3 separate regions of the Homo sapiens genome follow, and regions 2 and 3 are each linked to region 1. A link is an interaction called in ENCODE POLR2A ChIA-PET data of the cell type or tissue named here. Cell type or tissue: OCI-LY7. All regions are shown on one strand. Each heading gives the region's core, and the rest is flanking DNA. Links, peaks and the distances in the headings are about the cores only.

Region 1 (10,782 bases), core at 4,425-6,924:
TAGGGATGCTGGAAGGGTTCCCAGGAAGCAGAGAAAAGTCATGACATTACAAGAAAAAAGTTGAATTGTTTGATATGCACTGAGGTCTGCAGCTGTGGTTGCTGCCATTTCAGACAGATGAGGCATCTTGTAAACAGATGACATAAACTTACGGTATTGATAAATACAGCACAGTGGTGCAAATGTGTTTTCCTTCTGTATGATTTTCTTAATATTTTCTTTTCTCTGGCTTACTTTATTGGAAGAATACAGTATATAACACATGTAACCTACAAAATGTGTGTTATTTGACTGTTTATGTTAACTGTAAGGCTTCTGATCAATATTAGGCTATTAGTAGTTACATTTTGGGGAGTCAAAAGTTATACATGGACTTTCGAGTGTGTGGGGGTCAATGCCCCTAACTCCCACATCGTTCAAGGGTCAATGTGTATATATATATATGTGTGTGTGTGTGTGTGTGTGTGTGTGTGTATGTATATGTATATATACATATATATAGATAGATACATATATATATATATATATATATATATATATATATATATATATATATATATGTCTCTGTGTGTCTTTACTCCTGGCCCACTCCAATCCTACCTCTCCTCCTGTACCAACCACTATTGCTGTCTGCCATGTATAATGGATAGGATTTTGAAAGCAGAGAGGAGAGCATTTCAAGCAGAAAGCACAGCATGAGCAAAGGAAGAGAGTTGGAAATGATACAACATGTGGCAGGGACAATAGGAAAGCAAGCCTGTCTGGAGCAGAGTTATGCAATGTCAGAGACAAGTTTGCAAAAGTAGAGGGAGCTACAGAAGCCGGGCAGAGGACTTGTGATATGATATAATTGGAAATACAGAGCTATTCTTTATTTTGGGACAGAGCAGTGAGATGATAAAGCTGTTGTCTCAAGATGATCCTGGCCAAAACAATTGCACATTGTTTGGATGGGAGCACATGGAATCAGGAGTCATGGCCAAGACTCTGTGGAGATAATCCGTGAAGGAGGAGGTGAAGGCCTGAGCCACATGGCCATATTAGACATAGAGAGGAAGGCGTGGAATAGGACTTCTCAATAAATGAACTGACACGTGACCCACTGGAAGTTATCAACATGTCAAAGAGATAACGAACTTGTGTACTGTGTGTATACAAGGCTGAGTATTACAACTTCTTAAGATAAATGTTTTATAATTTCCCCTGCTTAAATTCCATAGTCAAGTGTTATCATTTCTCCCCTACATACACTCTCGCTCTGTTGCCGCCCTCTGCCTTTGTTTCCTCACTTAGCTAAATCATAGGCCTGACTAAATCCAACTGTCTACTGTGTGACTGAACCACACAGCAGAACGTACCTGGAGAAAATCCGGGTATGTCAAATTGACATCAAGTGGAGCCTCAAGGCCACCAGGCATTAATACCAAACTGCCTTGTTTTCCCTCTCCCGTTCTCACTGTGACCTCTATTTCAGACCTTCACTGCCCTCCCCAAACCTCCAGCACTTCCCCTATCTTCAGTGTCAGCCCATGATACTGCTTTCTATTACAGTGGAAAACAGAAGCCACTGGAGGGGACAGGTGCCAGCTCCCACCATTAGCCACCTGGACCCACCTCTCTGGATCTGTGCCCACCCACTGTGCCTGCCCTCCTCTTATCACAGACAACCACTGGGGCTCCTTGGAAAGCCAACGTCTGCCCCTACTCATAGGCAACATCCTCCTGCACTCCCTCAGGCCACTACTCCAGAAATTCTCCCTCTGTCTCCTGTGGCAACCAATGTTTTCTTTATTTCTGGATCATCAAACAATCAACCATGTTGACTTGTCTTTCATGTTAAAAACAACAACAACAAAACCCTCTGGGCCCCTCTCTCTCCTTTAGTTACTATTGTATTCTTTTCCTTTGCTTTATGTGACAAGTTCTCCTGAAGAGTTGTTCACATTCATTGTTTGTAATTCCTTTCTTCTCCCTCTTGAAGCCACTCCAGTTGGGTTTTTACTACCACCTGTTCACCAAAACTACTATTACCAAAGTCTCCAAATCTAAAGGTGAGTGCTTAGGGATCATTACACCTGAACTGTCAGCAGGATGCCCTGTCAATGTACCTTCCAAACTGAGACACGTGGGAGGGGGAATGGCTGTGAGTAATGACTAGATCATGTCAGTAGGTGTAAACTGGGATTGTCTGGGGGCAAACCATGATATATCAGCAGATTCAAAACAGCTTTTCCTTCCGTCTTTTGAAACATTTCTACTCTGGGCCTGTGGACAGCAGTAATCAGGTTTTCTTCCTGCCTTCCTGACTACTCCATGCCAGTCTCTTTTGCCCATTCCTCCTAATCTCCTGGTCTTCAAAACAGTGAGATGCCCCAGGACTCAGCCCTTAAACCTCTTCCCTCCTCTGCACTCACTCCCACAGGGATCTCCTCCTGTCCCAGGGCTTTAAATACCATCAAATGCTAACGACTCTCAAATTTATATCTGGCCTGCATCTCTGCCCTGGACTTGAATAGCCATCTGCCCACTCTGTGTATCTGCAGACTTCCCCATTGTAGTATGTTCAACATTGAGCAACTCTTTCCCAAAACCTGTTTCCCATCTCAGATTATAACAACTCAGTGCTCCTAGCCACTCTGGCTGAACGCCTCAGTGTCATCCTTAGCTCCTCTCTTTCTCTCACCACCCTCAGCCCACATCTGCTGAGTCAGCAAATCCTGTTGGCACATACATCAAAAGAGACCCGGAACCTGCTTCTCATCACCCTCCCACCTCCGCCTTAGCGTGAGTCACCAGTATCTTGTGCTGGGATGGTTGTAATTGCTCCCGGAGTGGTCGCCTCCCTTCTATCCTTGCCCCCTTCGCATTCCTCGCTACAGCTCTCAGAGCCATGCTGTAGAAATAATTGGAAGCCAGATCCTGTCGTGTTTCTTCTGAAAACCCTCCGATGACTTCCCTTCTCATTCGTAAAAGCCAGTGTTCTCATTCTGTACTGCCTTCTTATTCATTCGCTCTAAGTCCTTTGCAGTTGCTGATCCCTCGGCTGGAACCAGATATTCACATGTGTTACTCCCTCACGTCTTTACTTGAAAGCCATGTCCCCAATAAGCCTATCCAAACCCTGACATCCCATCTGAACCTTGACACTTCATACCCCCTTCCTTGCCTTGTTTTCTTCTGGGCTTCTACCACTGGCTAACATAGTGTTTATCTTCTATATCTTACGTATTGGCTGTTTCCCCACCTACAATGGAAGTTCATTAGGACTAGGGTTTTTGTCTATTTCAGTTGTTGCTGATCCTCAGCACCTAAAAACGTGCCTGACACAGACTAGATCCAATAAATATTTGTTGAGTGAATTCTCTTGCAATTAAATGCACACAATGGAAGAGGAGATGTTGCAGCTATAATAAGCAAAGGAAACCAGACATTGATCCTTCCATGTGAAATACGACCCAAGCTTCTATATATAATACTTCACAGAGTGTTCTGCAGAGGATTAACAACACAAGAGACACCACAAATAAAAAGGAGTCCACAATCAAATAAGTTGGGAAATACTGCATAGGATACTTTTAGGAATTCAGATGGTGCAATCGCAAATAAAAATCTCTGATAAATCATTTAGGAAATAGGTTTCTATCTTTTTCTTTCTTCTTCCATTAGCACTTCATCCAGCCAATTCTTAAGTAGTCTTCAAGGCACAGTGTGTTGGCCAGGTGTGGTGGCTCATGCCTGTAATCTCAGCACTTTGGGAGGCTGAGGTGTGCAGATCACCTGAGGCCAAGAGTTTGAGGCCAGCCTGGCCAACATGGTGAAATCCTGTCTCTACTAAAAATACAAAAATTAGCTTGGTGTGGTGGTGGGCGCCTGTAATCCCAGCTATTTCAATGGCTGAGGCATGAGAATCGCTTGCATCCAGGAGACAGAAGTTGCAGTGAGTCAAGGTTGCACCACTGCACTCCAGCCTGAGAAATAGAGTGAAATTCTGTCTCCAAAAAAAAAAAAAAAAAAGGACTCAATGTATCAACAGTTGACATTCTTTCAGGCTGCCCAGCTTCACTGGACACCTTTCCTGCATTTGTGGAGCCTCTGACCTAACCGCCACAAGTTAGGATAGAGCATAGACCATTGAGCCCTACTGCAGTGAGGCTTCCATTGGAAGCTAGTTTTGCGAAGAAGCAGGGGTCATGCAAAGTCCATCCTGCAGGGCAGCGGTTGCAGAGGTTCCCATGGTCACATATAGTGTCCTGTACCAGAGGTGGGATAGGAGGAATCTGCATGTCGAGGTGGTAGCAGTGGTGGCAGTATTGTGATCTAATTTGAGCAGTATTGTGATCTAATTTGAGCAGTATTGTGGTCTAATTTGGGCATTGTTCCTGGCTTCTCTATCTCCTAACCCTAACCCTAACCAAGTGTTCCTCAAACATGTCTCAGTCAGAGCTCTTCTCTTAAGAAAACACCTATTAACTTCCAGCAAACATCAGCGTTCCTTTGGTGGTCTGCTCCACATCTGTGCTCTCAGAGCCCTGCTACAGTCCGCCACAGGCGCACCAGGGACTGAGATCCTGGCTGTGTCTCCTCTAATCCCAGGAATTCTCAACCCTAGGAAGTAGGACAAAGCCATCAGTATTGCTTTCAAGACCTAGATGATTGCAATGTGCAGCCAGAATTGAGAACCCCCAGGTAGGATAAACATTTTCCTGGATTCTGAACTTGGAATAGTGTTCTGAAATTCAGGCAGCTATGAAGAGCTGGCCCCTAAGTGCTGTGAGAGGCATGTCCCCATGCCCGTGTGGAATGCCACAGATCCAAGGCCAAGGCCATCACTGCAGGCCAGCGCAGCTGAGAGAGGAGTGGAACAACTCAGTGAGCAACCTGCATCAGGGAGAAGTCTTCTCTCCTGTTATGAAGTCCAGGTGCTGGTGAGCATCAGCTTCTGGATCAGCCTATCGGCCCCGCACCTGGGGACTCTGGGAAAAATAAGAACTCCTGTAATAGCATCTAGCAGACAAAGAGCTGGGAGAATGACAGGGGCATGAACGAGAAGAGCCAGCACTTGCACAGACTGAATGAGCTCCTGGGAGCTGGAGTGAGTGTTCTGTGCACTTTGAGAAACAGCACAGATCATTCAGCTTAGTGGTCATGATCCAGTCAACAAAGAAACTCTCTTTATTCTCCTCCCCCCTACCCCCGAGACCTCACAGATCCCACATGGATTTTGAAAGCTTTTATCTGCCAAATACCCGAATCTGTTATGTTATAATGTAATGTGGGTTTTTGGTGCTTATTAATTGTTTAGTAGGCTGTGTTGCCCAAGGAGCTTGTGAGAGTAGTGAGTAAATATGACCTTTCCATTAACCATTTCAATACACTGAAAACAGCTCTACTCCCTGTGTGACTCCAGCCTGGGAATTCACTTTGGTCTTTTTCTTTAGATTTTCTCTGATGAGAGCAATCCTCTAGCTTTTTCTCCACCTCTCAACAATCACATTTGAATGGTCACATGAGCTCATCAAGAAAAACACAGTTTTTCTTCTTCTTTAGAGGCACCTACCAAGGTGTTCTGACCAAATTAGAACAACAGGATGTAAATGCTTTCAGTACCTCCTAAAAGCAGTACTGTTCGCCCAATAATAACTCAGGATGCACCTGTTAAAGTGGTTCAAATGGTGGCATTTCAGTTTCTGAATGTCCTGGGGTTGTCTTGACAATGTTACAACACATTTGGGTCTTGTGTTATCCTCTGGAGGTGGAAAACAAAAGCTGTATTTTTCCCATTCAGTAGCCATTCCTCCCATGTCAGTTCTTATGTGCTCCCTGGGATGAGGACAGCTTCCAACGAGAGGCTTTGCCATGCACCTACAGGGCTGCTGTCGGAAGGGAGTGCAGCTCCTTGAAGGCTGTGGATTTGCAATAAGAAGGCAGCGTAGACCGGGCGTGGTGGCTCACGCCTGTAATCCCAGCACTTTGGGAGGCCGAGGTGAGTGGATCACGAGGTTAGGAGATTGAGACCAGCCTGGCCAACATAGTGAAACCCCGTCTCTACTAAAAATACAAAAATTAGCCGGGTGTGGTGGCAGGTGCCTGTAGTCCCAACTACTCAGGAGGCTAAGGCAGGAGAATTGCTTGAACCCAGGAGGCAGAGGTTGCAGTGAGCCAAGAGCATGCCATTGCACTCCAGCCTGGGTGACAGAGTAAGAATCTGTCTCAAAAAAAGAAGGCAGTGTAGCAATACTATTTTGCTAGAAGTAGTACTAACTTCTAACAATACAGACCAACATACCTATTGCCTTTTCTGCTTGGGAAAGGCCATGATTTTGAGGGGGGTCTCTCTCAAGCAAGCCATCCTCTGAGGGTAGACAAATGTGACTTTTCATCCATTCCTTCATGCATTCATTCAACAAACAGGTATCGTATTAGTCTGTTTTTGCGCTGCTGATAAAGACATACCTGAGATTGGGCAATTTCCAAAAGAAAGAGGTTTACTGGACTTATAATTCCAAGTGGCCGGGGAGGCATCCCAATCATGGCAGGTGAAAGGCACGTCTCACATGGCAGCAGACAAGAGAAGAGAGCTTATGAAGGAAGTCTCCCCTTTTTAAAACCATCAGATCTCATGAGACTCATTCACTATCATGAGAACAGTGCAGGAAAGACCTTGTCCCCATGATTCAATCACCTCCCACCGGGTTCCTCCCACAACACATGGGAATTGTGGGAGTTACAATTCAAGATGAAATTTGGGTGGGGACACAGCCAAACCATATCAGGTATTAAATGCCTGCTGTGTACCAGACATCACGTAAACACCTCTCAGGCCATGGGGCTTACAGTTTAGAGGGAAAGTCCGAGGCTAAACAAAATTCACACAACCAAATAATTACCCTTCTGTGAAGGGATATGGGGAGAAAGGACAAGATATTAGTGCAGGAAGCCTAACCCCAGCTGGAGGTCAGGGAATTTTTTACTGAGAACATTGTATTATTTCATCGCTGTACACAAATTCAGTTGTATCTTCACTTTTAGGCTTTCTGAGCTGGAAGCCACGCTGCTTGGCGATGGGAATCTAAGCAGGACCATGTGTGGCTGCTACCATATGAAGCAACATGTCAGTCCCTTGGGAGGGCTGGGAGTTCAGAGGAAGTGACGCTGAGCAGCCTGTGTGGAGGGGTGGCCGGGTCATGCAGGAAAGGCCGCATGTGAGAGAAGGTGCCAGGCACAGTGAGTCAGTTTGTTTTGGTGGAGCCTGGGAAAGAGATGTGGTTAGAAAGAGGGGTTCCTTCATCCAACACTTGTTGAGCCTCAACTGTATCCAGGCATTTGGGTGCTAGGGAGAGAGAAGTGAATGTGGCAAATAGCCCCTGGCCTTCGGGGAGCTTATTGATGGAGAAGACGGCCACCTTAACCAGCTAAGTCTGCAACAAAATGGCATCAAATGACAAAAAGTGTTATGCAGAAATTAAACAGCATGGCACTGGTGAGAGCTCAGTGGGCAGAGGGAGGCTGCTGCAGAGAGGGGCTTTGACTTGTCAATGTGGAAAGGCAATCGCCAGGCACTGAGGAGGTGGCGTGGGGGCAAGAGACCTGAGGGTGCAGGGAGTCCAGTCACAGAAGACAGGAAGGGAACAAGCACAGGGCACCACACACAAGGGCCTGAGAAGGGGAATGCTGGGAGGGTATCTAGAATCATCCCTAATGGCTAGAATCTAGGCGAGCAGAGGGCAGAGTGGTATGGGTTGAGATTGCATCTTTCCTGAAGGCCCTTGCAAGCCAAGGCAAAGAGCTGGAATTTGACTGTATGTGAAGGGAAGCCCCTGAAGGAAGTTAAGCAAAGGAGTGACACGATTCAATTCTAGCTGCTGGATGAAGGATGGATGGGAAGGACTTAAGAGTGGAAACAACATTCAGGAGGCTACTGTAGCAGACAGGAAGAGAAGGATATGGCAGCAGTGGAGAGATATCAGTCAGTGGGAGCTGTGGCTCAGAGATGGCAATGATTGGACTTGCTGATGGGGAGATCGAGTAGGAGGCGGGGATCAAGGCACTGCAATAAAGAAAAAGGGTAACAAAGTTTACAACTCAGAGGTCGGGGGTGGTGGCTCACACCTGTAATCCCAGCACTCTGGGAGCCTGAGGCAGGCAGATCACTTGAGGCCAGGAGTCTGAGACAAAGTTTGCAACTCAGGTTTCTGGTTTGTGCAACAGCGAGGAAGAACTATTTACTGAGGAGGGGAAATCGGAGGACAAGCAGATTGCTGCAGGGAAGCACAAGGTCAGCTTCAGCACACCTGCAGGACAAACAAGAGGAGGCATCCTGTAGATAGTGAGAGCTCAGAGAGAGGCCTCGGCTGCAAATGTACACTTTGGCAGCAGCATATAGATGGTGTTAAAGCCATGGCTATGGATGAGATCACCTAGGGAGTGATGCAGAGAAACAAAAGTGGGTTGGAGGCTGAGCGCTGAAAACTGACATCAAAGGTTGGGTTGAAGAGACTGAGGAGTGACGTGGGGATGGTAGGAGGTAGATCAGAGAAGCAGAAAGGACGGTGGATGCAGATGGGGCCAATGGCAGTTGTACCAACGCTGCTGAGAAGCCCAGGAAGATGAGGAACATAAAGTGTTCATTTGACTTGTCAATGTGGACATCTTCAGTGACTTTGAGAAGACTTGGTGTGTGGCAGGTTTGAGAGTCAGAGTGGCATGAGCTGAAGGATGAATGGAAAGTGAAATACAGATAATTTTTTTTTTTTTTTTGCTTATACACTGATGAAAATGGTCCAGTAGGAAGGAGTGATGAGTAACTTGTGCAGGAGAGAAAGAGAGGAGCTGAAGAACAAAGCCTTTGAGCAGGGAGCAGGGAGGGCATATGAGATTCCTAGGGCTGCTGTAACACCACACTCTTGGTGGCATAAAACCACGTACGTTTATTCTCTTACAGTTTTGGAGGTCAGAAGTCCAAAACCAGTTGCACTGGACTATAAATTGTCCACAGGACTGCAGGTCCCTCCAGAGGCTCTGAGGGGGAGTCTATTTCCTTGCTTTTTCCAGCATCTAGAGCTGCTTTTCCTGGCTCTTGGCCCCTTCATCTTCCAAACCAGCAGTTTAACATCTTCAAATCTCTTTCTGCTTTTGTTACGTCGCCTCCGGCTGTGTAGTCAAATTTCCTACTGCCCCTCTGTTATGAGGACACTTGTGATCACATTTAGGACCCACCGAGATAATCCAGGGTAATCTCTCCAGCTCACGACCCTTAATTTAATCACACCTGCAAAGCCTTCTGCCATATAAAGAAACAATCAGATGTTTCAGGAATTAGGACCTGGTTATCCGTGAGGGGCATTATTCTGGAGGACTGGGCTTTGCTAGGCAGGGATATACTGACTTGCTCCTTTGTGGGCAGAGGGAAAGGCGCCTGTGCAGGGGTGTGTAGATTTGGCGGGGGAGGGATAAGGGAGCTCATGCTTTTGGCTTCATTTTTCTCAGAAACATGAGATAAAGCTGGCAGCTGAGAGGATGGCGACTGACAGGGTGGGGTGGGGAGAGGAGAGGAGGAGCAGTGTCAGTGGAAGTATGGAAGCATCTCAGAGAGTGGGGCAGCACACTGCCTAGGCAGAGGTAGTCAGTTTTAGGGCAGGGGTGAGGAGGAATTTAAGGCTTATTTTTACCAGTGTGAAGGAGACATGCGGCTTGACTGTGCGATTTTTCTCCAGCAGAGTCTGGCTACCTGGTTGAAGGCACAGGGAACCCAGAGAGACAAAGCTCACCAGCATCTGTGGGGAGAATGTGGCAGGGCAGGAAGTGAAGGGTGAGACTCCATGGGCTGTAACTTGGCCAAGAGGCAAGAGAAGACATAGCAGTCTGTTGGGCTGCGAGGGGATTGTAGAAGATGGTGGGGTGGGTAGCTCAGAGGTCATGATGAGAAAGAAGCATTGCAGAAATGGGTTTCTTGAGCAAACAGTCGAGGAGGTGCTGGGCAGAGTGGATGCCTTCAGATTTTGGAGATGGTGCAGATGCTGGTGATGACAAGTGCTAGGGTCTCCCTTTTGGGTGTGAGTTACTGAGGGAAAGGTAGATGGAGCATCCACCTGGATGCTGAAGATGCCAGGAATGAAAGACAGGAAAGGGGTGGCCAGGAACACTGTGAGCCAGGAACCAAAGTCTTCACTGAACCAGGAAGAGTGATGTGGAAGAATGACAGGAACTGGCAGGGAAGAGGGTGCCATGCCCAGTGGCATCAATTTAAGGAGTACTGAAGGTTTTGTAGGATTTGGAAGGAGCAATGGGGAACCAGGAAGGCATCAGCTTTACTTCCTGGCTCTGAGGGACTCCAGGTGTGAAAGAATGAGCAGCCAACACTTGAGAGAGCTCCTAGAACTGTGTTTCAGTTAAAAACGAAAGACACTGATGCTGTAAGAGTGTATGGCGATGCTTGTGGGAATTTCCCAACAGCACCGTGGAAGGGTTTGGGAGGTTTGAGGTGTTGGAGAACACAGGGATTAGAGTTTGGCAATAACAGTTATTGGAGAGAATCCCTGGATTTCTAGTGTTGAGTGAGTTTCACAGGGACACAAAGCATGATGCAACCACATCACGGAAGGCCTTGAATGGCTGCCCCAGGCATGACTATTTCACCCCATCGGCCAAGGCCATGGGGACAGTGGTGGCGTTTTGGTCCAAGTTTAAGCAGCAAACTGTCTTGGTCAAAGGCAGGCTTTAGGAAAATTAATTTTCCAGCCATGTGAATGAAAGAGACTCTTAGAAAGCTACTGCAATAGGCCA
Region 2 (10,782 bases), core at 4,349-6,848, 320 kb after region 1:
ATAAAAGTATTATATCCTTCAAAGCTTTTAAATTCTATGAATTATCAAATAAATACATCACAATCCTATATTTTAACTTGTTTCAAAGTAGCACATAAAAACATTCTAAAAATTGTATATTATTTATATACACGGGCTAAGTTTTATATCATTTCTTCTCTCCAGCCATTAGTTGAACATAAGAGTGCTTAGGTACATAGATTAAAGTAACAGCACAGTTGTAATATTTTCACAGAAAGAAGGTACATTTAATGTAAAAGTCAGAGTAAAACCTCAGGTACTGAGTAAATATCCCTCAGTATCCATGCAGAATTTGTTCAGGAACCCCCAAGGATATCAAAATCCATGGATGCTCAAGTCTCTGATATAAAATGGTGTAGTATTTGTATATAACCTACACACACCCTCCAGTACACTTGAAGTCATCTCTAAATTACTTTCAATACCTAATACAGGCCGGGTACAGTGGCTCACGTTGTAATCCCAGCACTTTGGGAGGCCAAGACAGGAGGATCACTTGAGGCCAGGAGTTTGGGACCAGCCTGGCCAGCGTAGCAAAACCCCATCTCTACTAAAAATACAAAAAGTAGCCAGGTGTGGTGGCACATGTCTGTAATCCCAGCTACTCAGGAGGCTGAGGCACGAGAATTGCTTCAGCTTGGGAGGCAGAGATTGCAACGAACTGAGATCGCGCTACTGCATTCCAGCCCGGGTGACAGAGTAAGACTCAGTCTCAAAAAAACAAAACAAAAAAAACACCAAAAACCTGATACGATGTAAATGCTGCATGAATAGTTGTTAATATATTGTTTATGGAATTATGACAAGAATAAAAAGTCTCTACATGTATAGTACAGAGGCAACCACACACTTTTATTTTTTCCAAATATTTTCAATCCACCGTTGGTCAAATTGATGGATATGGAACCCACAGACACAGAGGGCCAACTTCATGTCAATATTAAATGATACAAAACCATTTTACTCTAACTCAAAGTGGCCCAAGAATTAAATCATCTTAATAACACTCATAGAATAAAATGATAATGAAGAAATGTAAAGCCATGATGTGCATCTCAAACCTTGATTGATTTTGGCAGCCAAGTCTACAAAGAGATCGCTGTCATTTTCAATAATTTGAGAATCAGAGCGCTTTTTCTTTGTCTCCTCAACTACGAAATCATAGAGGGCAAGACGATCAGCTTGAGTTAGATCACAAACAAACCGTTTGTGATTCAAAGGAACTTCAACAGGCAATGAAGAATAAATTCCTAAAGTAAAAATAAAATCACAAGAATAAACAATACATGAAGCATTGTGAACTTAAAATCTAATAATTATCTTTAAACATGTGCTTTAATAATGCAATATTAACACAAACTTTTTTCATAATCCCTAAGTATACAAAATATCAATCTAAGCAATAAATGACAAACAATTCTATCCTGAATGTTATATCCACAAAAAAAAAAAAAATGTATTATGGATGTTTGCTATTCTCTCCAACAATATAAAGACAGATCCCATGGAGGCAGGCAGGAATAATCATAAGAGACAATTTGCTCTAAGAAAGCCTTTTGGGTAACAATTTTTATAGCCATCTACAAAAGTAGGTATCTGTTGATATGCTTTTCCCCATCAAAGTTGGGGGAAAAAATGCTTTTAATAAGTAATATGCATTACAGTCCCTTTGAAAATAAACTATGGAAATATTAAAAACTGTGTAAAAAATATCTTTTTGTATGAGACATCAAGCTAGATGGTCAATATTCAAAATATATCCCACTTGTGCAAGGACTTAGAGCTAGGGGCCACAAAATAATTAAGTAGCAGAAATCCCACACCTCCTCACGCCAGGAAAGCACAGATTAAATTAAACTCATTTTAATTTCCTGAGGAGGAAGCATAGTGGCTTAACCAAATTAATTGAAAAAAGTTAATAGCAGTGCCCCCCGGTAGTTACAGAATTTTCTAAAATCTGCTCATTAGTGAAAAAAAGTAAATACAATACCTTGATATGATGTATTAAACATTGAAGAAAATTTTTGTTTTGAGATTCAAATTTTCTCAAATAAAAAAATGATTGGAACTGTAAAAAAAGCAATTTAAAACAATTCTTTCTAGACTTCATTACTCACTAATGCAAACAAAGAACATGAGCTACTAAAGGAATCCTTTTATTGTTTGCTAACTTATTCTAAAGTAGTAACTGGTTCATAGAACAACATAAAATCAGTAGCTCTTTCCAGATACTTATATTTGATAAAGTCTAACCTCATTAAGTTCCTAGGTAGAGGCAAAAAGAATTCAAATAAGAGCATACTATGAACTAAGCATTACAACAAAAAAGAGGTACTACTTGTCTACATATTAAGAGGAGAGCTGCAGTGAATCTGAGGCCATGGTTTAACACGGCTATACATAACAATATATGGCCATTTTTACTCGTCAAAGGGTTTTGAATTAATGGGGAAAAAAGGGTTCCCTTTCAAGTCAATCAATTTTATTCTAATTATAGTAGGCATTTCATAATACAAAATTATAAAAACAGCTTTGATAAGCCTAATTCCTTTGAATTAGGCTATAAAAATTTGGGAGGAAAACACAGATTAGAAAATAATGATGTATTACAAACAAGCTTCATATAAACCTTTGCCTGTTATTTTTAAACAAAGAAATATAATTTCCTTCTTAAATTATTTTAGCCTTTTCTTCAATTTATTCATCTTAAATTTCTTTATGATGAAGACTGATACTTAAATTCCTTGTAATTCAACCAAAATTCCAATTCAAGACTATAATATGTGACAGGTATTAAGATAAAGTTTAGAAATTTTACTTTTAAAAGGATATCATTTGCAAAAAGGATACTGCATATCTTTAAATAAGGAGTACATTCAGGTTCCTAATTCCTCTTTATACTCACCCCAATTACTGAAAAAGAAAAAGTACAGGAAAGGTTAAGCAACAAACTGCATTCAATTCATTCGGAACATAGATATTTCTGACAACAAAAAGGATAAACATACTTAAATAAACTTACATTTACATAAAATGTAAATTTTCAAAATGCATGTTTTTAAATGATTTAAAGGTACATATGAATGTGCTGTAATTATAATAACTCTAAGACCCTTTGGCTGCCTGTTTTTGCAGGTTTTTTGTGGCAAAATATATATAACATAAAATTTAACATTCTAACCATTTTTTCAGTGTACTGTTCAGAGACATGAAGTGCATTCACGTTGTGCAACCTCTATCCATCTCTAGAACTTTTTCGTCACCCCAAATTGAAACTCTAATCTATTGTTTTAATAATGCCAATTCTCATTCTTGTTACTTTTGTCATCAAAGGGGATCTTAAACATATAACATTCAACATTAAATAGTACTAGTAGGTGTTGTCACAAAGATACAAATTCAGAATTTTAGGGAGAATTCATTCAGAGTCAATTCCTTAACGTTACAGATAAAGAAATTAAGTGTCATAGAAGTAACATGACTTGCCCAAAGTCTCACAAGTGATAGGAACAGACTGGATCTAAAGCCCATCCTATGCTGTCTTTTTAAGTTTCTTTGATAGTACACTGATCTTCATATCATGGCCATGACTCAAACACACTTCACAATACTGAAGTATACAACCTGAATATTTAATATTGAAAGAAAAAGATAAACCACTAAACATAAAATGATTGTTTATGATTGAAATATCTTGGTTAAAAAATTAACCGAAGTAACTATATCTGAAAATAAGTATATAGATTGAATAGCTGTATGAGCTTTCATAAAGTTTAAGATTGAGAATTCTGTACACTGAGTTTAGGCCTGACATGACAGATGAAATGAAAACATACATATAAAACCTTGTCAAAAAACTTACATTGTAGTGTGTAACAAACAAAATACGAATTAGATGGAGAAATGTAAAATTTTTCATGTTAGTCATTCTCCCTTAAAAGTAAATACATCAATAAGATATTTAAAGAAAGTCCTGTCCTGAGGGAAAAGATCTTAAAATGTCTAAGACATAAGTGAGCCACAAAAATAATCTGTTGAGAAATTGCATAACTCTACAGAGGATATAAAAAAAAATTTTTTTTTCTTTTTTTGAGACAGAGTCTCACCCTGTCGTCCAGACTGGAGTGCAGTGGCGCCATCTTGGCTCACTGCAACCTCCATCTCCCAGGTTCAAGTGATTCTCCTGCCTCAGCCTCCTGAGTAGCTGGGATTACAGGCACGCACCATAGCGCCTGGCTAATTTTTGTATTTTTAGTAGAGACAGGGTTTCACCATGTTGGCCAGGCTGGTCTTGAACTCCTGGCCTCAGGTGATCTGCCCACCTGGGCCTCCCAAAGTGCTGGGATTACAAGTGGGAGCCACCACACGTGGCCAAAAAAAATTTTTAAAGAAGGTTGAAGATCATATAAAGTTACCGTTGGCCAGGCGCGGTGGCTCCCGCCTGTAATCCCAGCACTTTGGGAGGCCAAGGTGGGCAGATCACAAGGTCAGGAGATCGAGACCATCGTGGCTAACACAGTGAAACCCCGTCTCTACTAAAAAAATACAAGAAAATTAGCCAGGCGTGGTGGCAGGTGCCTGTAGTCCCAGCTACTCGGGACCTGAGGCAGAAGAATGGCGTGAACCCAGGTGGCAGAGCTTGCAGTGAGTAGAGATTGTGCCACTAAACTCCAGCCTGGGCGAGAGAGCAAGATTCCGCCTCAAAAAAAAAAAAAAAAAAGGTTACGGTTAACAATTAAATCTTAATTTAAGATAGTGTAAGAATTCAAAATTAAAGTTCCTCTTAACTATCAAAATAATATAATAGTTCCTCTTAACTATTCATTCAAAGTAATTCTTTGCTTTTGAAAAGAACTAAGCTCAATGTCCAAATCTCCCTTATTACTATTATAAAAATTAAAAAGCAGAACATTTTCTAAATTACTCATATATATAAAACTCATCCATTTCATTATCTTAATATTACTTTCTGTATATTAATTTTCACTTAGACCATAGAAGCTACCAATTTTTGGAGCTAAGGCTTGTTTAGCATCCATTATCTCTGTTCCTCTCAACAACTCTATGAGAGTTTTGTATTACAGATAAGGAAACAAAAACTCAGTTATCATCATTAATATATGGCCAAGCAGCTACTTTTATTTCTTTAAAACAGGTTTACACAAAGCAGAATAAACAATGAACAGCACTGATAGTCACGATTAGTATGCAGAGATATGAAGTTTGTGATATTCTTCCACTTAATCATGAAAGACATCATAAATAAATTTGAGCAATATCTAGAATCCTGGTCCACAAATTTTACTAAATGTAGGGTTTCTAACAGAAAATCAAACAACTCAGTTCAGAGTTTGTGTCAAAATTCAGAACTTAGTTCTGGATCCACTTTGATATTATCTAGCAGAGGTGAGTTACTTCACTTTTGTGTGCCTGTTTCTTCACCTATTATGGAGGGGAAAATATCGTTCAACTTATCACAAGTTTGTTGTGAAAGAGAAATGTAATTCATAAAAGAGCTTTAAAAAAATAACCTTTTAAAAAATAAAAATACGGAGAACCTTTAGAACAAACACACTAGAACTTTATCATGTCTCTATCAGACAGGGTTTTTCTTATCTGTAAAATGCAGACACTGGATTAGATGATCTCCAAGTTCTCTTTCAACTCTAAAATTCAGTAAATCTAACCACTTAAGACTCAAATAAAGTCCTTTAAGTATTATTAACCCTTTCAAAAACCAAAAACCTCAACTTTTTTATGGGTACACTACCAGGGGATATGAGCAGAACCAATAGCAGAGGCCAAAAAAGGCTTGACTAGTCATAGCTCAGTAATCTCTCCGAATAAATAAAATGAGAGTCAACTGTCTCCCTCAAAGAAAAAAACCTGGAATTTCCCTGACAGGGACAAAAGTGGGAACCTCAAAACAAAAAATACAAGAAATGTGCTTCTGGCTGTTGTAGAGAACCCATGTAATATAGACAACTAAGGATAAGATGGTCTTTCTTCTGAAGCCATAGAGCAACTCTGAGAAATCAAGTCCAGATACTGGCTTAGAACAGTATTTGGTAAAGATCCTCAATTTCAATGAGGGAGAAAACCAACCATGACTACAGCCTGGTAAATATAATTCAGCTAGAAAAAAGAATGAGGAAAAAAAGGTAAGTTGTCCAGAGAAAGCTACCTACAGAAGGTTCAAAGAAGACAATGCAGAAATCCTTACAAGAGAAGCTGTTCAGGTTTTGGCTAGATGTCATATCTACATTCATTAGAAATTTAAACTTTTATTAACTCGTTTGTCTATGTGTGTTTTTTTTTTTGAGATGGAGTCTCGCTCTGTTGCCCAGGCTGGAGTGCAATGGTGCAATCTTGGCTCAATGAAACCTCCGCCTCCTGGGTTCAAGCAATTCTTCCTGCCTCGGTCTCCTGAGTAGCTGGGATTACAGGTGCTTGCCACCATGCCCGGCTAATTTTTGCATTTTTTAGTAAAGACAGGGTTTCGCCATGTTGGCCAGGGTGGTCTTGAACTTCTGACCTCAGATGATCCACCTGCCTCGGCCTCCCAAAGTGCTGGGATGACAGGCATGAGCCACCGTGTCTGGCCTATGTCTATGTTTTTGATGGATGAAGTTTTCTTTCAATTTCCTAAAAGCTTATGCTTAAAACTTCTAACCTACTCTCTGCTGAGGTTCCCAGGGAGAAACTCTTTAACCCAGCTCTAAAGCTGGGCATGAAAGGATCTATTAATATGAATCCTCTGAAATTATATGTAAAACTTTTGTGTTTGTACTTTTTTTCTGAGAAGGGGATCCCAAGCATTCATCACCTCAAACCAACTCACTTACTGGGTAGCAAGCAATCTGAGGGTAGCTGTGGAGACTAATCTCTTTTAGCCTAAGCCTTTTCTTTACACTGCATTTCAACACTCTAAAGAGAGGAAATCTCAAGAGTAAAAGAGCCTCACTCAGTGGCATTTATAGATGTTCCTTGACTTACATGGGGTTACATCCCGATAAACCCATCATAAACTGAAAATACCGTTAAGTTGAAAATGCAGCCCAGCGTCTGATAAAAGAATCACTAGTACTTAAAGTCTAAAACCTTGTGATTGTGTATTGTTTTCACAACACCATAAAATTGAAAAAATCCTAAATTAAATCATCATTAAGTTGGGACCATCTGTATTTACTAAATAATAATTTTTTTAATTAGCCACAAGACAATCTCACCTATAAATCGCCAGGTAATTCCAAAGGATGAACCCCTAGCTAAGATAGTGTCTTAGTGAGACTCTGGTGTATCTCAACAGGAAATATCTAACAAATGAAGTTGAAACGAAGCAAATTAGCCCAATGTTAAATGTAAAACTTTACCTTTCCCATGTAACAGTTTTCACAGGTTTTTCTTGAAGAAAATTAGTAACATGCTTATGAGAAAAATAATAATTTCATTCTTTAATTCACTTAAACTGTAATGCCACTTACTTTGATTATAACAATCACTGTCTTTCCCAACTGCAGTTCTAGCTTGTTTAATTATCTGGAATTGTGAGTCCTTATCTGTCAAAAAAAAAAAAATCCATAAATACAATATGAATCATCAGTGACCACAATTAAATTATTAACTGGTTTCTGATCCAAGCCCTTTGGGCACGTGGACAAACCTTCCAGAATCTTAAGAAACATCCACATCCCTGTCTATGAAATCTGAACACAGAATCCTTTCAGATTTATCTACAGCCCAGTAAGTAATCAGACTTCAAGCAGTTCATGCCTATAATTAGGCACGCAGCAGTAGCAGCGACAAATTTTACTGACCAATAATAGCTAACATTCTTGAAGCCTGTGCTGTAATGGTCACAACTCTGTGACCCTCTAGCTGACTCCAGCTAAGTGCCTGACACTATTCTAAGAATATTATATATATATATCACTTAATCTTCGCAAAGTGCTATTATAACCATCTCCATTTTATAAAGAAATTTAGGCAACAAACAGGTTAATTACCTCGCTGAAAGTCACATCTTTCATGATAAAAACAGGAGTTGAATCAGGACATTCTTTTTCCAGAGCCCAAGACTTTAACCTCTATATATGCTGTCAATCCCTGGAACACATGTCCATCTTCAGTCTCATCCTTCAATCTGTGTCACATGCTCAAATTTTTGTTGTAACTGAGAAAGAAGGTGTCTGCTCTACTATACAAAGCTTTGTAAGGTTTTCACTGCCTATTAATACAAGCCTGGTCTCTAAACTTCAGATTATGTGAATTAGTTGCCTTGTACATTAATTAATTCTACATTCTCTTAAGGTACTAAATGTCCTTGTCATAAGCATGCTTATACAATCCATTCTTTTCATAATGCAAAAATGAAAAATCAATATCTACACTAAGATATTTTTAAATTATAATAACTTAATACTTACTCAAAGTAATCGAAGGTATCTTCACATTTTCATAGAAAAACTCAGGATTATACATTTCATCCTGAAAAAAAAGAATCTTACTGTTCTTAAGTATCAGATAATTGACTATTTTAAGACTTGACCTAAACAATAGATTAGTATCACTTAATTATTTCTCACAATAATTTGTGCAATTAGGCAAGTACCAACCAACCCTTCAAGTAAGGGCTATTATTTTGTCAGTGAACCTCACATTGTAACTTCCAAAAATTGTGAATTAATGTGTAAAATGCATGACATATATGTATATATAATATAGTAAATATATGGTACCTCTTCTTCTTTGGTATAGCCCATTTTCCTCAATCTACAAGATGCCATGTGCTTTGCCAAAGATGATTTAGGCATGTGATGATTGGAATCGTATGGACATATCACAACTTCATCCTATAAAAATCAAACAGAAACAAAGAAAATAGGTACATAATATTTAAATAAATAATTACCATTAAATGTTTACCATTTAATTATGTACCAGTACTGTATAGTGCATCCTCTTCTACAGGCCTCTCTCAACCCCCATGTAGTTGTGTATTAAAGAAAAATAAAACTCCTTCAACCCCTAACTCCCTAAATGCCCCTGTCCTCTCTCCACTCCTTCAAAGCCTAACTCTTTGAAAGGTGTATTTACACTCACTGTCTAAACAACCTCACCTCACCTATAACGATTCCTCACTCATTGCCACCATCACCCCACTGAAACCAGTCAATAGGTCACTAATAACCTTGTTACTAAAGCCAAAAACATGTCACTGTCTTGTTTTATCTGAACTCTTGGAAGGTCACACTCCAATTGTCCATCTGTGATTCTGACACACCCCTCATGTTCTTTCTACCTCTCTGGCTTCTTCTACTTGGTCTCCTCTAAATATCCTAAATATCTGTCTTCCTTGCTCTATTTGTCCCCCTTTAGATGTTGGTTTTCATGTAAGTATTAATATAACCACTGACCTTTTGCTGTTTAATATATGCTTACTGAAAGATCTCAAAGCTACAACTCTCACTATACAGTGAGGACTCCCAAAATTTAGATCTTTAAACCTTGTTTCTCTCCAGTACCGTATATTAAAGACACTAAAAGTTCAACACAAACAAAAATAAATTAATTATATTCATCATCTCCCAACCCTCAAATCTATTCCTTTTGTACTTTTCTATTTCAGTGAAAGGTCCCCCTTGCTCAAGCAAGAAACTACTTCTCCCTCATCACCCACGTCCAATCAATCACCTAGTCCTGCCAATTTAACTCCTAAATATTTCTGAAAATCCCTCAACATCCTCCATCCCCACTGCCACTTCCCCAACTCAGGGTATCATCAACTCTCTCCTGGAATACAACACCATCTCCTGACTACGCTCGCTCGCTCTCTCTCACTCTTGCTCTCTCTCTCTGCTTCCAGTCTTGCTGCCCTCCCCTTCAGTTTCCATCCTGTAGCTGGTTTGAATTCCATCTCTGCCACTTACTGGCTGCATGAAACTGGGTGAGGTACTTAATCTCTCTTTGCCTCATTTTCTATTATATAAAATAAAAATAATAGCAGGACCTCTCTCACAAAGTGATTGTGAAGATTTAAAAAAGTATACCAAAGTTTATACACATAAAGGAATTCAAATAGGGCCTGGTACATAGCAAGCATTCAATAAATGTATGCTATTATTTTATTAAAAGGTAAATGTGATTATAATATGCCCTGGCTTAAAATAATTCCATACCTCCCCACTGCCTTCATTAAAAAAAAAAAAAAAAATCTAGACTTTCTAATATGGCTGACAAGGACCTTTAAGATCTGACCTCTACCCACCATCACCATTCTACTCTAACTCTACACTCTATGCTCTAGCTATCCTTAACTACTTGAGGCTTCCCGATCTGGTCACTCCCTGTCTCTGAACTTCTACACATGCTGTTGATGCTTCTTCCCCGCACCCGCCAACCCCCTAGCCAATTCAACTCACTTTTATTTATCAGCTTAGAATTCACTTTGTCCAGGAAGCCTTTGCTGACCACCACTTTGTCCACCACCGCCTACAATAAACTGTACTATAGCAATTCCAACCCCACCCATCACAGACCCATGATAATATAATGGTTCAGTTATCCGTATTACCCCTCATCACCACCAGACAATAAGCTCTGTGAGGACTAGGAACTAGGTGACAACTAGGACTAGGAACTAGGTGACAACTAGGACTAGCTCTGTGAGGACTAGGAACTAGGTGACAACTAGGAACAGATGACAACTAGGACTGTTGTTCACTAAATTTCAGTACTAAAACACCGGCGGAAATCCTAACT
Region 3 (10,782 bases), core at 4,505-7,004, 48 kb after region 1:
CAGCTCATGTGACTTCTTGGCCTCCGTAATTGCCTGAGTCAATTCCCATAATAAATCTCCTCCTATATATATATATATCTCCATATATCCTATTGATTCTGTCTCTCTGGAAAATTCTGACTAGTAAAAACCCGGACTAGCTAAATTATTATTCAATAGTTAGGGCATAGAGAGTACAGGGTGGCAAGTGTGCTATCTCACATAGCGTTGACAAGCTTGTCTGGATTTTTTTGTTTTTGTGGGTTTTTAAGAAATTTTTGAGACAGGGTCTCACTCCATTGCCCAGGCTGGAGTGCAGTGGTGTGATCATGGCTCACTGCAGCCTCCAACTCCTGGGCTCAAGTGATGCTCCCACCTCAGCCTTCCGAGTAGCTGGGTGTACATCACACACCTGGCCAATTCTTTAAATACTTTGTATAGATGGTGTTTCTCTGTGTTGCCTAGGCTGGTCCTGAACTCCTGGGCTCAAGTGATCTTCCTGCTTTAGCCTCCCAAGGTGCTGGGATTACAGGCGTGAGCCACCTCGCCTGGCCTTGTCTTTCTGTTAAGGTATCTTCTAAGCAAAAGAGGAGCCTTGGGAGTGAGGCATGAGGCCATCTGGGGTGAGAGAATTTCCTAGAGTGGGAATGACAATGTGAAGGCCCTGAGGAAGCAGCCTGCTTCACCTATTCCAGGAACAACCATGTGGCGGCTGTGATGTGTTTATTAGCAACCCACATCCTCTATCAACCTCCTGAGCACACAGCCAGATGACATTTCCCACTGCAGTTAGCTGTGGCCATGTGCCTGGATTCTGCCCATGAATGTGGGGAAGAAGGGATGTGTGGTGCTGCCAGGCCTGGCCCTCCTAACCACCTGCCCCCTACCCCATCAGCCTTCCACTCACTCTTTCCTCTCCTGCCAGCTGGGTGCAGCAGGGGAGTCTCCTGAAGACCCCAAGGTCCTAACGCCCTGCGCTCCTAAAGGTGTCCTGGGTTAGATTAGATGATAAACTGCATGATCACACAACTTACAGTCTTAGCCTGGGATTTTCCCCATCCAACCTCATTCTGCTTGTGAAGTAAGCTTCCTCCAAAATACCGTCTCGTGCTAGGGACCAAAATCTCCATGAAGACCATCTTGGCATCATTTGGTCATGTAAAAAGCAAAGATTTCTACAAACAACTTTCTTTCCCAGGTCAAGCAGACATGGGCAGTGTGAAAATAATAAATATATCTCTGGTCTTTGTCCCCAGTTCCTGGCACCAAGCTTTGACAACCCTTGGATTTTCCTGAGTGTCTTTGTTATGCTCCTGAGGCCCTAGATTGTACACGGTGAACCCCACACACTCTCTAGGACCTCATTAGCTTCAGGATGGGGGCTAGTTACCAAAAAAGCCAAGCACAGGATTAGGGGGTTGGAACTTTGGCTTAGCCTGGCCTCTGGGGGGCTGGAGATGGAGTTCAATCATGTGACCAATGATTCAATTGTGCAGAGCAATTAAACCCCACATAAAAACTCCAGACACTGAGGCTCAGTGGAGCTTCCAGGTTGGTGAACATACTGATGTTTCAAGAGGACGGTGCACCCAAAAGGGTGTGGAAGCTCCAACCACCCATGCCTATCCCCTTGACCTTGCCTAAGAGTCTCTTCATTTGGCTGGTCCTGAGTCATACCTCTTATAATAAACCTATGATTGTAAGTATAGCACTTTCTTGAGTTCTGTGAATTGTTCCAGCAAATTATCAAACATGAAGGGCGGTAATGTGAACTCCCAAATTTGTAGGCAAGACAGACAGAAGCATGGCTGCCCTGTGGACCTCACTTGTGCCTGGTGTCTGAAATGACAGCAGTCTCCTTGGGGACCTTGCCCTTTCACTTGGGCCTGTGCTAACTCCAGGTGGCATCAGAATTGAACTGAGGCCAGATGTGGCGCCTCATGCCTGTAATCCCAGCACTATTGGAGGCTAAGGTGGGAAGACTGTTTGAACCCATGAGTTTGAGATCAGCCTGGGCAACACAGACCCTGTCTCTACAAGATATAAAATTAGCTGGACATAGTGGTGTGTGCCTGTGGTCTCGGCTATTTGGGAGGCTAAGGTGGGAGGACTGCTTGATCCCTGGAGATTGAAGCTGCAATGAGCCCTGATTATGCCACCATACTCCAGCCTGGGCGAGAAAGCAAGACCCTGTCTCAAAAAAAAAAAAAAAAGAAAAAAAAAGAATTGGATTGAATTGCAAGACACTTAATTGGTGTTGAAGAATTGCTGGCAGAACACAGGCAGAGACCACCACTTCATGTCTGGATTTCCAGTTTCTTTTTCTGCTGGATGGAACCAAGATGACATAGTCAAAGGGCTTTGCTTCTAACTTCACCAGCAGTTCTGGGTTTCTGTGAACCTGCTGTTGATTTGACTCTCTCAATGCTCAACAAAGAGAACCTTCTCTGGAAGAACAGCTATTTCTTTTAGCGCCAGACACTGGCATTTTTGTCATTAAGTAAGGATCAGGGCCAGAGAGAGGAAAAGGAGGAATTCAACTCTCCTGTTTTTCTTCCTACAGATACTCTCAGGCCATGCTTAAATTTCCTTATAATTCCATGTTAAGTGCTGGCAAAGAACGTATAAATATTTATGAAGGTTGATGCTCCTTGGAATACTTGTGTCTGCCACTCAGGGTCAGTACCCTGGGTTCTGCATGGAATTATACTGACACACTTTTTTTTTTTTTTTTAAACAGATTGACAGATTACAGATTACAGAAAAAACTTTCCCCTCACTCCCACTGCCCCTGGTATTGGTTTTGATGAATGGGCTGAAGAGGGCCAGTGGAAATGTATGTGGTGACAATTCAACAGGAACATGGTCACTCCAGTGGGACAAAGAGAGGTAACACAGCTTTGCCCCAGTGGATTCACCAGTCAAGGGCAGGGCAGAGAAAGGAAGTGAGACAGCTAGAGAGAGGCGACAAACCAAAAACCAGAGAAGCTGACCCAAGACAGAGGAGCCTCCCCCACCACCCCCGCCGCCAGGACAGAAGCTCTCAGTGTGTGACTTGTAGGTGGCCTGTGCCGAATACTGGGGATCATCAGGGAGTTTCTCTAAAGTGCGGGGTTCTCAGCTCAATCCCAGACCCATGAGTCAGAGCCACTGAGATCAGGCCCCTGGCTGTCCACATGCGCCTGTGACACCAGAATTGGAACTGCTGCCCTCTAGACAAGAGGCTCACACACAGGTAGCGCTACTGCCCTGCTGAGACACAAAGTCTGTCTTGGGACCCCAAGGCTCCCCAGCATCCCCAGACACAGCTGCAGTCAAGGCCCAATATTGGTCCTGAGAGACATTTTCAAGGGCTCTGGCTTTTTCAAAGTTGAATACACAGTGAAATCTGGTCCCCCTCAAGGGCAGGGGCACCAGCCGCCCAGAGGCAATTTTCCCCCTCAAGACAAGGCCCCAGGTGCTCATCCAGGGCAACTTGGACAAGCAGGGCCCAGCCATAGGTGGGTTTGGGCAAAAAACTGTTGAGTGATCAGGTGACACAGATGACAAAATCCAACAATCATAAAAGCCCCCCCAGGACGAATTCCTTCCATAAGCAGAAGGTAACTCCCTGGCCTGCTCTTACACAGGCAGAAACATTCCTCTCACCAAAGATTTCTGAGCTTTGAGAATGTATCAGATGTTAATTGCCTTTAGCAGCGCGGCTTTCAGTCCCATTTAATAAACTGCTTCCGCAGGGAAACCTTCAGGTACAATTAGTATTAAAAAGCCCAAATCCTTCCTCTCTTCTCCAAATGAACATTACAGATATTTGAACATGGGTTTTAAGTGGAGATTTTTCTTTTCTAGCACCAGAGTTGAGTTCTAATTTGTCCTAAAGCCACTGAAGCAAAAACCATGATAAAATATTCTGCTTTCCTTTATAACCCCTCAATACACACACACACACACAAAACTATTTGTAGGAAAAAAATGGCTTTGGACATGAGATGTAAATGGGTTTCCTCTCACAGTGTGGGACAGGCAAGTGGGGCCCATGATACAGGAAGCTTCTACAACTCCCTTCGGGGATGGAGATGAACTCTAAAGATCCAAGACAGGCCGGGCGCGGTGGCTCACGCCTGTAATCCCAGCACTTTGGGAGGCTGAGGCAGGTGGATTGTTTGAGGTCAGGAGTTTGAGACCAGCCTGACCAACATGGTGAAACCCTGTCTCTACTAAAAATACAAAAAATTAGAGGGGCATGATGGCACATGCCTGTAGTCCCAGCTACTCGGGAGGCCGAGGCAGGAGAATTGCTTGAACCCGGGAGGCAGAGGTTGCAGTGAGCTGAGATTGTGCCACTGCACTCCAGTCTGGCAACAGAGTGAGACCCGTTTTTTTTTGTTGTTGTTGTTGTTTTTTAAAAAAAAGATCCAAGACAGACATGCCTGTTTCCCCTAAGGAAGGTTCTTCAGCAAGACTCTCCATGATCTGTAGTGGAAAAGAAGGTGGCAGAGACAGGCACCATCCCCCTCAGAAGGAGAACAGAGTTGGGCAGAGAGGTCCCAGCTGTGGTGCCCAAAGCGTGTCTTTATGAAGCCTTTATGTTTCCAATACGTTGCCTTCATTTTTCCAATACTTTGCCAAAGGGAGGCTTGCATCTCATTTAGGCCTTCTGCACGATGCAATCAGTGGTAGAGAAACAGGTAGAAGTGTCCCATCCATTCCCGATGGCGGGACCATGTGGAAGTGCCTGCCATTTTCTACCATAAGAGACCGGGGTGTTCCAATCCAGAATTCACCTCGGAATAAAGCATCAGGTCCAGCCATGGCTCTGAAATCCCTCTCCCAAGCCCCAGGTGTGTCTTTCATTATCTGTCATTCCTCCATGTTACCTGGGGGCCAGTACACCTGGGAGGGGTTGGGGGCTAACTTGAAAGGAGCCATATGGAGGTGCATTTTTCTGGAGTCCAGCGGATGGGAGGGAGGACACAGTGATGGAGTCTTCTTGTCCTTGAGACACAACTGAGCTTTCACATCTGAGAGTCCTGTTCTGAGGGTGGTGGTGGAGGGGCCATAGCTCCCTTCCTGGGGGCCATCAGGGGTACATGCTGCAGCTCCCAGCACACACGCCTCTGGCTGATCCCCTTTCTCTGTCCTCTAGCATCTTCCTGCCCTTGCTCCTCCTGTTGCAGGTGCACGTTCCACACAGGCTCTGCTGAGCTCCTACAGTCTGCTCAGTTCTGGTGGGGAGTTCTCATCTCAGTTGCTAGGCCTTGGACCTGACAATCAGCTTCCTTGCTGATAGCCTCTGCTCCCCGACCTTAAGTCCTGGTCTCCCCTGTGATGACTGAGGAGACATTCCATCTACAGGAGAAAACAAATGGGAAGGCTGCCGGGGCCCATGTGACAGTGACGGGGCAGGGCATCCTAATCGTCCCAAGGCAAACTGAAAACTGCAGAATAGCTCTCTCATCCAGTGCAGTGAGGACAGGGCACCCTTGGCCCCAACAGAAGGCGGCTAGCTGGGCTGGGACTTCCTCACAGAAGCCATGTCCCCAGGCAGCGGCACATGCACTGTATACATTGCCTATACCCCCAATGCAGGGGTCATACCCCACACTAAGCATAACATCTGGGTTAATTCCATCCAGCATCCTTTTTATCTGGCCCTCCTGAAGAGCCACGCACACAGCGAAGTGCAAAGGAGCCCACTGTTGGTTAGCTCTGAAGCTCAATCCCTATATGCCATGATGGGCCAGTGACAGGCAGGCTTCCCTGGCACTGGAGGCCAGGAGAGGCCCATAGGTATGAGACCCAGAGGAGAAGGGAAGGGCGCAGCCACCATCCTGACTCTCAGGCAGGCATTGTGCGGGGAGGCTGCACCGCGGGGCTGGAGGGCCACCACGCAGCTGCTGCTGTGAGTATGACGGGGCTAGGGCGCTGCAGCAAGCCTGTGGGCTCCCAGGGGGGGTGCGCCTGAGTCACGGCAGCCAGAGCCAGCCTGGGTCCCAGTGACCCTGCCTGCTGTGCTTTGCAACTTCAGTAGAGGAGGACAGCGAAACAAAGGGCAAGACAGGGAGAAGGGAAACAAAGGCAGGGGAGAGAGAATGTCAGGGACACCACAGAAAGCAGGTGAGAAGGAGGGAGAGGGAGAGAGGTGGGGAGGGAGAGGGAGAGAGGTGGGCAGGGAGTCGTCTCCTCACCAGGGCTTCTGCAGAGGGGCCACTCGGCTGCCCTGGGCTGACCCCGCAGGCCCTGCCAGCTCAGCCGGGTGTCCCCGCTCAGCAGGTCACACAGAGCCAAGAAAATACCAGCATGGCAGGGGACTGGACAAAGCGGCATGCTCCACATGTATTTCCCAGCTTTCCTGAGCTCAGGCTACAGACTCTTCCCAAAGGAAACTTGTTTTTTAGAGGGAATAATTCACTACTTTAATTTCCCTTCTCTCCTAGAATGACAAGGGTGAGGGCCACATAGAGGTCGTTAAAGTGGCACCTCTGTCTTCATGGGCCTGGCCGCTCTTTCCATATCTCTGGGCCTTATCGGCCCCATCTTATCCAAAACAAGCCTCTCGCTCCCACTCGCCCAGCAGAATCAATACAGCCATTGAAGAACGCGCAGCAGGTGCCAGCTCCTTGTGTCACCGACACTACGGGAGGCCAGGGACCACACTGGGGTTTTGATTTCTGGTGTCAATAATCTCCTAACAGTTGATAGGGCTGGGGTGGGGGTGGACAGTTTGATCAGAGTCTAGATTTTGTTTATAATTTGGATGGTCAACATTGAGAAGCAACAGTGAGGCCCTATTTTTTGGTTGCTCCAGGAGATTTCAGGATCTCATAAGGCCCCATTTAATCTGGGTGGGACTTTGGTCTCTTTTCAGCCTTTGTCTTGATTCTAAAAGAATATGGAACTGTCCTGCAAATAGACAAAGATTTCCTTTAAAAACTTAGCTCTAAGACCCTCTGTGCTCTAAGCACCTTCTATACTCTCTGCCACTTCCTAGACTGAGTCTCCTGGCCCCAGTGCCCTCCCAGGGTTGGCAATGATTGGGAATGACTTAGGCATCTCACGGTACCTGCATAAGCTTCTTCTTATTGCCTTTTAGAATTGTTGCCATTTGCACATTTGCAAGGAGTGAACCTTGGGAGGAGGTAGAAGGGAACTTTCCAGTCTGTTCCACTCTTTGATAGCCATTATCCTCGAACAAGAGTTGTGCATGATAGAAGTGAAGCTTTTGATTCTAACTTTTTTTTGGTGATTCTAACTTTTAGATCACTATTTGCCATGACTGTCCTCCATGTCTATGGAGAATTAAGGTTTGATTTCATATAGGAAGCCCTGAACCAAACTCTACTTAAGACATCTGCAAGCCAAGCTGCAGGCCCTAAAAGTTTAAGATCACAATGACAAATCACAATTCCCAACTTTCCTGGAGAACTAGAAACTGCTAGTTCACAGTCTTGACCTGTGTCTATTCTTCCCAAGCTTTGAATGTCCATGGTGGACCGACCCAGTCAGCTCTGGCTATCCCCAATCCATGGAAGCCAATGGTGAAGTAGTGAGGACACTGTAACAATGAGACCCCCAGTCTGGACTGGATTTCCTTGAAATGTATAGCACAAGATTGCACAGTTATAATAAACTACTCAAACAGCTGTTTTGCAAGAGATGACTCCTGGTTAATTTACGCTGAAAGCCTATTGAATAGTCCCAACCGGGAAGCTTAAAGGACAGAAAATATAAACTATCAAGAAGAAGGTCAGGAGTATCCCTGAATGTACTAGAGCCACAATTTCCCCCAAGGTCCTTAAAGATACATGTTTGGGGGTGGGAAAAGGAGGGAAGGAGAACTTACTCTACAAAATGCTGGCCAGATGTGGTGGCTCATACCTGTAATCCCAACACTTTGGGAGGCCGAGGCAAGTGGATCACTTGAGGTCAGGAGTTTGAGACCAGCCTGACCAACATGGTGAAACTCCGTCTCTACTAAAAAAATACAAAATTATCCAGGAGTAGTGGTGCATGCCTGTGATCCCAGCTACTTGGGAGGCTGAGGCAGGAGAATCGCTTGAACCCGGGAGGAGGAGGTTGCAGTGAGCTGAGATGGCACCATTGCACTCCAGTCTGGCCAACAAGAGTGAAACTGTCTTAAAAACAAACAAACAAAAAAGAAATGCTAATAGGTGGCATTGATACAATGGCAGACTCATTCCAAAGGACAGACAGTGTCTCAAGAGGCTGCTGGGTCATAGATGGTTGGCAGAGCTGGGTAGTGACAACATAAACATCAAGACTGAAAGAGACTACTCCAATTTCACATGGATCATTAAAGTGCAGATAATGTTTCCAAACTCATCTATCAAAACAAAGACCAATTCTGCCTCACAGCAGCAGCAGCAGAGCAGACTTCAGACTTACCAGCTGACCTGAAATTGCTTTAGCTACACCCTCTCAAAAGAGGTCTTGGAAAGATCCGGAAAATTAGCCAAATGAAAATTTAGAATCACCCAATGGAACTTCAAGGCCATTTGTTCATGGACCTTGTCATGGATTGGCCAAGTGGTATCACAGTCCCCCAGAAGATAAAATAGTGAACCCCAAGTGAGAGCTACCATAAAAGAGAGTGAATGATAACAAGTAGAAGGAGACCACCAAACTGGAGCTATAGAACCTGAGGACAGGTGTTGCAAGAGCAGCAGGCTGGTAAGAAATGGAGGCTGAAAAAGAATTGGTAGATTGGTTAAAATCCCCAATGGGGCAAAGACGGCTAGGACCAGGACTAGTCAAACATGTGTAAAAACAATAAATGATACCATGCAGAGGCTATCCAAGCCCCTGGAGAAGTATAACAGAGCCAACCAACATCCAGCCTTCATTTAGAGCAGCCAGCTGCAGAGAAGCAAGGGCAAGTGAAAGCCATCCAGGGAGACGTCGATCCAAACCACTATCCAGTGCACATGTTTGGAAAGTCCAGCTTGAAAGCCAAGTACAAATGTTTGAGTAGATTTTGGTGGGTGGTGGGGCTCCTGGCCTCTCCACTGCTGTGCACTAGTCTTGCCGTCTCAGGCACTGACAGCACAATTCCAAAAATAGCCTCTTATTTCCTTGCCACGTTTCACCCTGATGACAGGCAATTTGATGAATGAATGCTAACTTCTTTACCCAGATGTAGGACGATCCCTGGTGGGCTGCTTCTGGTGGTGGTTGTTTTGGTGGAGAACTATCAACTCCCTGGGAGCACGCCATGGAAGAAGGGGGCAGCAGAGACAATGCAATCTTTTCCTTCCAACTTCCAAAAGATTTACAAGCAGAAAGTCTGCCTGCAGTCACGCCAGAGTACACCACTTTTCTGTTACTGTAATGTCTACCTGGTTCATGAAGGCCCAGCAACATCTGGCCTCACAGAGACCCCGAGGGAGAGGAACACCAGACAGGCCATTTCTCCAGGTAGCAGGCCATCTCTCTGGAAATCTTTTCTGGGAATCTCTTCCTCAGCATGTCCACTCCCATTAATGGAAGAATAGATAAGGAAGAAAGAGCCAAAAATATAAAGAAGCGCTTCAGTGGGCCAGACATGAGCAATTTCCCAGATCACTTAGAGGATCTTTGAAGAGAATGAGAAGGAGGGAGCATCCTTCATCGTCATTCTTTCTTGGGGGCCTTTAAATAGGTGAGACCGGAGAGATTTCGTATGAACCCTTTTGCCTTTGTACTACTGAAAGGGACAAAGCAAATTTGGAAGTACTGGCTTGGGAGGTGGGCGGGGGGAGACCACTGAAAAACAGAGATATTTGCACCTATTACTAATTAGATCAACTTGAATATCCATATTTAATTTAAACTCATCAAATTGAAAAAAGTTGAAAGGGACTTGGAAAATAATAATTGGTTGATATTGCTAAAATCAAAATCAGACACAACATCTTTTCTCAATTTAAAAACATTAGTGTGTGCATTGGGTGGGGGGTACTGAATAAAATCAAGTGAAGTTTTAATTTTAAAAAGCAATCAACATTTCAAGAGATGCCTCTGTGTCTGAGGTCCCAGCACCAAACTGACCACAGTTCATTAATAAATTGAAGCCTACCATTGGCAGACTTCCATTAATAAATTGAAGCCTACCATTGGCAGACTTCATCATCATAGCCCGAAGGAAAACACTGAGATTATTAACTCTGTTCAGCAGGCTGCCTCTGAAGTGAATAAAGGAAAGCAAGCATTTCTTCTCTTTTTCAAAAACCCCAACCCTGACTGTTTCTAGTGGTGAATACAGGAACACCCATGCTGTGAGCAATGCTTCCGAGAAACACCAGGATGACAAGAAGCAAAATGTCACATCACGCTGGGCGGTGGATCCTCAAGCTCCACATCCAAGTTACTGGTAAAATAGATGGTTGATTTAAGTCGGAACACAAAATGGAGACACTGCTTCCCAAAGAAGAAATAGGTACTTTGGGAAGTTGCATTAACTCTTCCCAACATGTTTGGCCACCAAAAATGACATTTCTGTACAATTACCTGGAAGAATTAATGCATCTTCCAGAATTATTTTACTTGTTTTCCAGGGATCCCAACATATGCCCTGAGAACCTACTTCCTACAATGGCATATAAATAATCTTTGAGTGCTATTATGAGCCAGATTTTGATGCTTTTCATTTAATTCCAGCAAATCTGCAAGGCATTCATCATCCCCATCTTACAGATGAGTAAATGGAAGCTGAAACAGATTAAATGTGTCCAAAATCACAGGGTAGCAACCAGGGAAACAAGTTCTCTGGCTGCAAATCCCACTGCCAATCTTCACCTTTATGGT

Evidence for each region. ChIA-PET counts read pairs that join two places held together with the same protein. Peaks named below come from ENCODE experiments on the same cell type or tissue, not always from the same donor. Only the 100,000 strongest peaks of a DNase experiment are listed, where the experiment ranks them.
Region 2: POLR2A ChIA-PET joins it to region 1 with 5 read pairs; 3 of 35 experiments call an interaction of 5 or more read pairs at or near these places.
Region 3: POLR2A ChIA-PET joins it to region 1 with 5 read pairs; 2 of 35 experiments call an interaction of 5 or more read pairs at or near these places.

The regions. Positions count from the first base shown.
Region 1 is chr6:7,912,000-7,922,781 of GRCh38, reverse strand. All of the region lies in intron 4 of BLOC1S5-TXNDC5 (BLOC1S5-TXNDC5 readthrough (NMD candidate)), which reads left to right. Among named protein-coding and RNA genes, the nearest start is that of TXNDC5, 6.6 kb to the right of the region's middle. RefSeq lists enhancers at 2,023-3,222, 9,720-9,869. In OCI-LY7, for the core only: no CTCF peak of the experiment used is centred there; DNase peaks (open chromatin) are centred at 4,981 and 5,611; H3K4me3 peaks cover 1,744 bases; H3K27ac peaks cover 2,500 bases.
Region 2 is chr6:7,591,825-7,602,606 of GRCh38, reverse strand. It overlaps SNRNP48 (small nuclear ribonucleoprotein U11/U12 subunit 48), which reads right to left. Exons shown (of 9, transcript NM_152551.4): 2 at 8,760-8,873; 3 at 8,448-8,508; 4 at 7,506-7,580; 5 at 1,083-1,271. Among named protein-coding and RNA genes, the nearest start is that of SNRNP48, 7.0 kb to the right of the region's middle. In OCI-LY7, for the core only: no CTCF peak of the experiment used is centred there; no DNase peak of the experiment used is centred there.
Region 3 is chr6:7,864,225-7,875,006 of GRCh38, reverse strand. The region is part of intron 4 of BMP6 (bone morphogenetic protein 6); the gene reads right to left. Among named protein-coding and RNA genes, the nearest start is that of TXNDC5, 41 kb to the left of the region's middle. In OCI-LY7, for the core only: no CTCF peak of the experiment used is centred there; no DNase peak of the experiment used is centred there.